Regions from separate parts of the Homo sapiens genome. Here region 1 is linked to region 2. The links are chromatin contacts, found by Hi-C in ENCODE. All regions are on one chromosome and are shown on one strand. The core of a region is the stretch at or near the end of the contact, and the rest is flanking DNA. Distances in the headings are between cores, read along the strand shown.

Region 1 (2,949 bases), core at 414-2,913, 380 kb after region 2:
TTTTTATAGCCTATCAAAGGCCTCCTTCAGGTGACTGAAGTTTAGTTTGGTCTGTGTTACCCAGGCTCTTTTCATTTCTATTAAAAAGACAACCAACCTTTTGGGCTGACTTTATTAGTAGTAGTAGTAGTAGTAGTATTTTTGAGTCAGTCTTGCTCTGTCACCCAGGCTGGAGTGCAGTGGTGTGATCTGGGCTTACTGCAGCCTCAACCTCCTGTGCTTGGGTCATCCTCCCACCTCAGCTTCCCCAGTAGCTGGAACTACAAGTATGTACCACAATGCCCAGCTAAATTTTTTGTACTTTTTGTAGAGACAGGTTTTCGCCATGTTGCCCAGGCTGGTCTCAAATTCCTGGACTCAAGCAATCTGCCTACCTCAGCTTTGCAAAGTGTGAGGATTACAGGTGTGAGCCACTGCACCCAGCCTAGCTAACTTTATTCTAATGATCTCCCAGGAATGGGGAAATACTAGTGATCTAATATTGATCTCTAACAAAATCAATTAATGGATGTAGAGGTCATGTCCTTTGAGGTAGTATAAATCAGTTCCATGAGTTAGATATTTTGGAACAATCAAGAGTTTCAAGATGGCTCCAGAAATTGGAAGGATCAAAAACAAATAGTTAAACTGTAGCTGAAGCCAGCTGGTGCTCTTGGGCAGTGGGGATGAGCTGAGCAAGTGGTAATATATTCAGAAATATGAGTTGGGCTGGATATTGCCATGCATGATTCTCTTTTGAATCTGTACAAAATGATTCATGCTCATTTTTTATTTTTAATTTTGCCTGCAAGCTAGGTAAAATAAAAAGCAGTGAAATGTAATGTTTTGAAATAATCCCATAGTTTTCAAGTGCTCTTGAGCAATAGAAAGCAACAGGGCTCCATGTGCTTTTCTCCACAGACTTAATACTTATTGTTTATGCTGCCTAGAACAGTTTTCTTTAATTGATACTTGGCTTGATATCCTTTTAAATTATTAAAAATTGGAGGCACTCATTAAATAAGAGATTAAAAGACATGGTAGACACAGCTAATTATTAAAGGCCCAAGAAGGGACATGAAACGCATTTTATCTGAGGCTTTAGTGGATTGTTAAAGTAAATGAATGGTTTAGTGATAAACCAGTCAGAGTTAATCAATTGAGAAAAACGATAGGGAAGCTATTTGAGTCCAGATTTGAAGGGTTTATAAGTAATCATAGAGACTTACAGCTGCTCCCTACTTCTTTAATTTTAGACTCTTGAGCTGCTAATTGGTCAGGAAATTGGGTCTAAGCTCCAGAGTGGTAACTAGAGGAAGGCGGCTTAGGGGTCTTTGTGGGGAAGGTCTGCATGGCTAACCATTAGCAGATCAGAAGCTAGAGAGAATTCTTTTGTGGCACATTGTGATTTAAAGGCTGTCATCATTCTAGAGACAAAGCTCTGAGGAGGCCTATTTTCAACTTCTTCACTTCCTGAGCTTCTCAACCTCTCAACTGCTCCCTTAATTTCCAAATAATGAGCAGTGTATTATTTTTGCCTGCTTACTAAGATGGAATGTTGGTTGTTGACATAGCCACTGCTGGCCAGTGAGATTAGTAACATGATACAGAGATTTTCACCACTTAGAAGTCACTGGCTCAACATGGCTCAGATAGGTAATGACTTAAAGTTATTCTGACCTGACAGCTGTTTAGAGGCCCATTTGAAGTGAACTATTTCTCAGTTCGCTTCCAGACAGGGGACACGTTGCTGCTGTGGATTGCAAATGTCATCTCTGTTGGAATCTTACATAGCAGTAAGGCTCAGTGTTGAGTCATCATCACCAAGGCTAAAATAACATGTTCCCTAGAATTAGGAACATTTGGCTGGCTTTTGTGTAAAGGTTTTGAGCCCTGTGGAAAAATAATATTGAGTTAGTTTCTCCCCAGAGTCAGAGTCACTCTACTTACAAGCTTAATACCAGTAACTAGTTCAACACACCAGGGCACCATTTAATGCATTACCAACAATCCACCGAATCTTCAAAGAAGATACATTTAATGTCCTGTCCTTGGGCCTTCAACAATTAGCCACATCTACCATGCTTTTTAATCACTTATTTAATGAACATCTCTGATTAGAAATAAGTGTCTGCCAGCCACCTAAGGAGTGATTTAGGCACTAGAAAAGATAGGGTTCAGAGGTTTTAAATCACCAAGGACTCAGTAATTTCCAGCTTCATAAAATTCATGTTGAAAATGCACATAGTTCAAAGAAAACAGCCTAAGCAGATTGCAACAGAAAGCGTGAGAGTAGAATGGGATGGTAATTAGGGAAATGGAATATGACACATTAGTTAATAATAAAACTTTGTTTAAAAACTGCTTGCATTTAAAGTGGCTATGACAGAAGGACATACTCCAGCTACAGAGTTTCTAGTCTTTGAGTGTAGCTCTTCTAATCGTGTGCCTGCCTTTACATCAAGGAGTCTAAAACACTTTTTGCGACATAACGTCTCTTTTCACTGTTTGGTGATTGTGATTATATCCAATGCATGTCTATTGTAAGAAACATAATAACTTGTTTCTGATTTTATATTAAACTTAGTGCTGATGTTACTGCAAAGTATGCAAAGACATTCACCTGTGAGGTTAATTTCTTATGTTTAATCTTTCTAAATTATAATTAATCTTTCTAAATTATACTCTTTCAAATCTTATTATGTATTCTCTTTTATGTATTCCTGTCATACCTTCACAGCTAATCTGTACTTCCTTGGAAAGCAGTGCACATATTTTTTTTCTTGCCTTTATACACCCTCACGCTGCTTATCCACCTTCACACCCGGCACACATGTGCTGAGAATATGGTCAGTGGCTGATGAATGAATTTTTAAAGTCACTTTTGAGCTCCTTTGGACATAGGATTAAATTACTGTCATGACTATTATTGCTATTTGCCACACAGCCCTAAGTTTAAGGCAGGAGCAA
Region 2 (2,700 bases), core at 76-2,575:
ATATAAGAAGCATTGTTACCCTCATTCCTGCTGGGTAATTTGTATACTGCAATAGTTTGTTTGAAAACATGCCCGTTGTTCTTTAAAATATGCTTAATGCTAGATTAGAACAGATTTTTTTTTCTGTTTATGCAAGCTCATTTCTAAAGCATTTAAAATAAAGAGCTTGGGCATGTGTGGTATTTAAAAACCCCTCACATGATGTTTTTAAAACAGATCAATTTCAGCATTAAAATGTTAGGAATTCAGCCAAGGAAAATTCAGCTTGGATTGTATAGCTGTAATGATAATGTATTATAACCATCTTCTTTGAAAGTGATTGTAGTAACAGAATTGAACCTGGTGAATTATATAATTTAACAGTGTTCACCAGAATACTACTCTAGGGGGATTATTCAAGCCTTTCCTAAAGCAAAACAAAACATGGATTTTATTATCACAAGATAGTCATCACAAAATATCTAAAGATAACTCATTTGGATTGAACAGAAGGTCATATGTCTGAACATCACTTATCCCACTTAACTACTTGGCAGGATATTAGTATGTAAGAGTGCATGATTTTTGTTTTTTAGCTACTTTGTCTTGTATTAAAAATGTCTTGAGTTTGCTTATTACTTACCCAGAAGGTATTTTCACGTCAGAAGTAACTTCATAATTGAGACATTAGTGATTCACAAATTGACTCCCAAGTACAGATGGCCCTCTATATTCCTGGGTTCCACATCCTCAGCTTCAACTAACCACAGATTGAAAGTATTTGGAAAAAAAATACAATAAAAAGTTCAAATAAAAATACAGCATGTACATTATATTATAAATAATAGAGATGATTTAGTTATAAAGAGGTATAAGTAATACTATAAATAGGCATTATAAACTAGAGATGATTTAAAATATACAGGAGGATGTGTCTAGGTTATATGCAGATACTATATCATTTTATATCAGGGACTTGTGTGCCCTCTGATTTTGGTATCTGCAGGGGAGAGGGAGGAGTGTCCTGGAACCAAACGCCCATGGATACCTAAGGATGACTGTAATTTAGAAAGTTTATATATCAGTCATATTATTTAGGCATATTAATCTTTTTAAAACTTTTTTAAAAGCTTTGAACCAACAACCAGTTTCTAAACATTATCAAAACATCTGTAATGTTGGTTTCTCTTCGGGGTTGAATTGTGTCTCAAAAAGATGTAATAAAATTCTGATCCCCGGTACCTGTGACTGTGACTTTATTTAGAAATAGGGTCTTGGCAGATGTCATCGAGTTAAGATGAGGTCATCCGGGAATCAAGTTGGCCCTGCATCCAGTGACTCATGTCCTTATAAGGAGAGAGAGGTTTGACGATACAGAGGAGGCACAGAAAGGAAGGCCATGAGAAAGCAAAGAGGAAAGACTGGAGTTGTGCTGCCACAAACCGAAGAATGCCAAGGATTGCCAGCAACCACCAGAAGCTGGAAGAGGCAAAGAAGCATTCTTCCCTGGAGCCTTTGGAGGGAGCATGGTCCTGCCAATGCCTTGTTTTCAGACTTGCAGACTCCAGAACCGCAAGAAATAAATGTCTGTTGCTTTAAGCCACCTAGTTTGTGGTGGTTTGTTGTGGCAGCCCCAGGAAACTAATAATGGCTCCCAAGAGCGAAGTTTATCTGTCAGTTGTGTTTCATCATCAGTGAAGTACTTGCTGTATGATGCTAAATCCAGTGAGCATCTACGTTTAATAAGCCCCAGAACTGTACATGTTAAAAGCTTTTAAAATTTTGTCATTTGGTATCATCTGGTCAGGTGCAGACACTGCACTTAGGCTCTGGGGATACTGTGGTGAAAACCCTGAATAAATTTCTGCCCACATGCAGCTCACATTTCACTGGGAAGACACACAGTAATTATAGATTAGCAATAATGACAGTATTGCCTCAGTTTGCGTTTATGTAGCCTACATTCTTCTTCTCCCCCGAATCGTAATTGCCCTTGGATCCAGCCGTGGGTGATGCAACGAGCTCACCATGCTCCTCACTTGCTCATGGGCTTGGGTTAGTGTTGCCATGGCCACGTACAAGTTATACAGAAGCGCAATTCACATGAATCTACGATGTTCTGGTGTTTCCTGGAGTTGTAGCATCTACATCCTGTGTGGTCATATGTGGTGGCCCCATGGGTGCCAGATTTTCTTCCTTGTCTCTCCCTTCAAAAATATCTCTCAAGTGGAGACCTCAGAGCTTTTCCTTCTCTAATCTTTTCAGAAAACAAAACAAAATAAAATTTTGTAACATTCTTTTTTCCTCGTCTTTCATTTTTATAGAACTTAAGTAGTTTTTACTTCTTACATGTTTGATAGAGTTCTCAGCCTACATCAAATATATTTGAATCCAGAATTGTCAACCCTAATGAAGCAAGTCCCTTGTCATTCCTTGGCCTCTTCCTTGCCCTTCCTTGGCCTCTTCCTTGCCCTCTTTTCTTGATGTTGCCTTACTGCTCTTTGTACAGGCTGGTTTCTTTTCACAATACACAAGTGTAATTTGCTGAGCCTCCTATAAGAGGCAGTCCTTAAAATCAGAGGCCTGTCTTCAACTATCAGCCCTTTGTGACCTTGCATGAGTTACTTCGTCCCCTAGGATTCAAGTTTCCTCCTGTTCAAAGTGAAGAGGTTGAGGTAGACAAGTGCTTCTCAAACTTTTAATGAGCGTTAAAAGCACACG

What was found. Hi-C counts contacts between places; a loop is a spot of excess contacts on that map. Pooled maps may share reads with other maps.
Region 1: a loop to region 2 is called in a map of gastrocnemius medialis, with 10 times the contacts of the local background. The contact joins two enhancer-like sites. A Hi-C loop is called at or near these places in 3 of 168 maps with a recorded cell type or tissue (aorta, ascending aorta and gastrocnemius medialis) and 3 of 50 pooled maps.

What each region holds. Positions count from the first base shown.
Region 1 is chr9:80,060,493-80,063,441 of GRCh38, forward strand. No RefSeq gene overlaps it. Among named protein-coding and RNA genes, the nearest start is that of LINC01507, 240 kb to the left of the region's middle. Within about 2 kb of position 1,664, at least 3 of the 41 ENCODE cell types and tissues checked have a DNase peak (open chromatin) inside an H3K27ac peak, as active enhancers do; they include ascending aorta and gastrocnemius medialis, where a contact is called at or near this core.
Region 2 is chr9:79,685,211-79,687,910 of GRCh38, forward strand. All of the region lies in intron 8 of TLE4 (TLE family member 4, transcriptional corepressor), which reads left to right. Among named protein-coding and RNA genes, the nearest start is that of TLE4, 110 kb to the left of the region's middle. Within about 2 kb of position 1,326, at least 8 of the 41 ENCODE cell types and tissues checked have a DNase peak (open chromatin) inside an H3K27ac peak, as active enhancers do; they include ascending aorta and gastrocnemius medialis, where a contact is called at or near this core.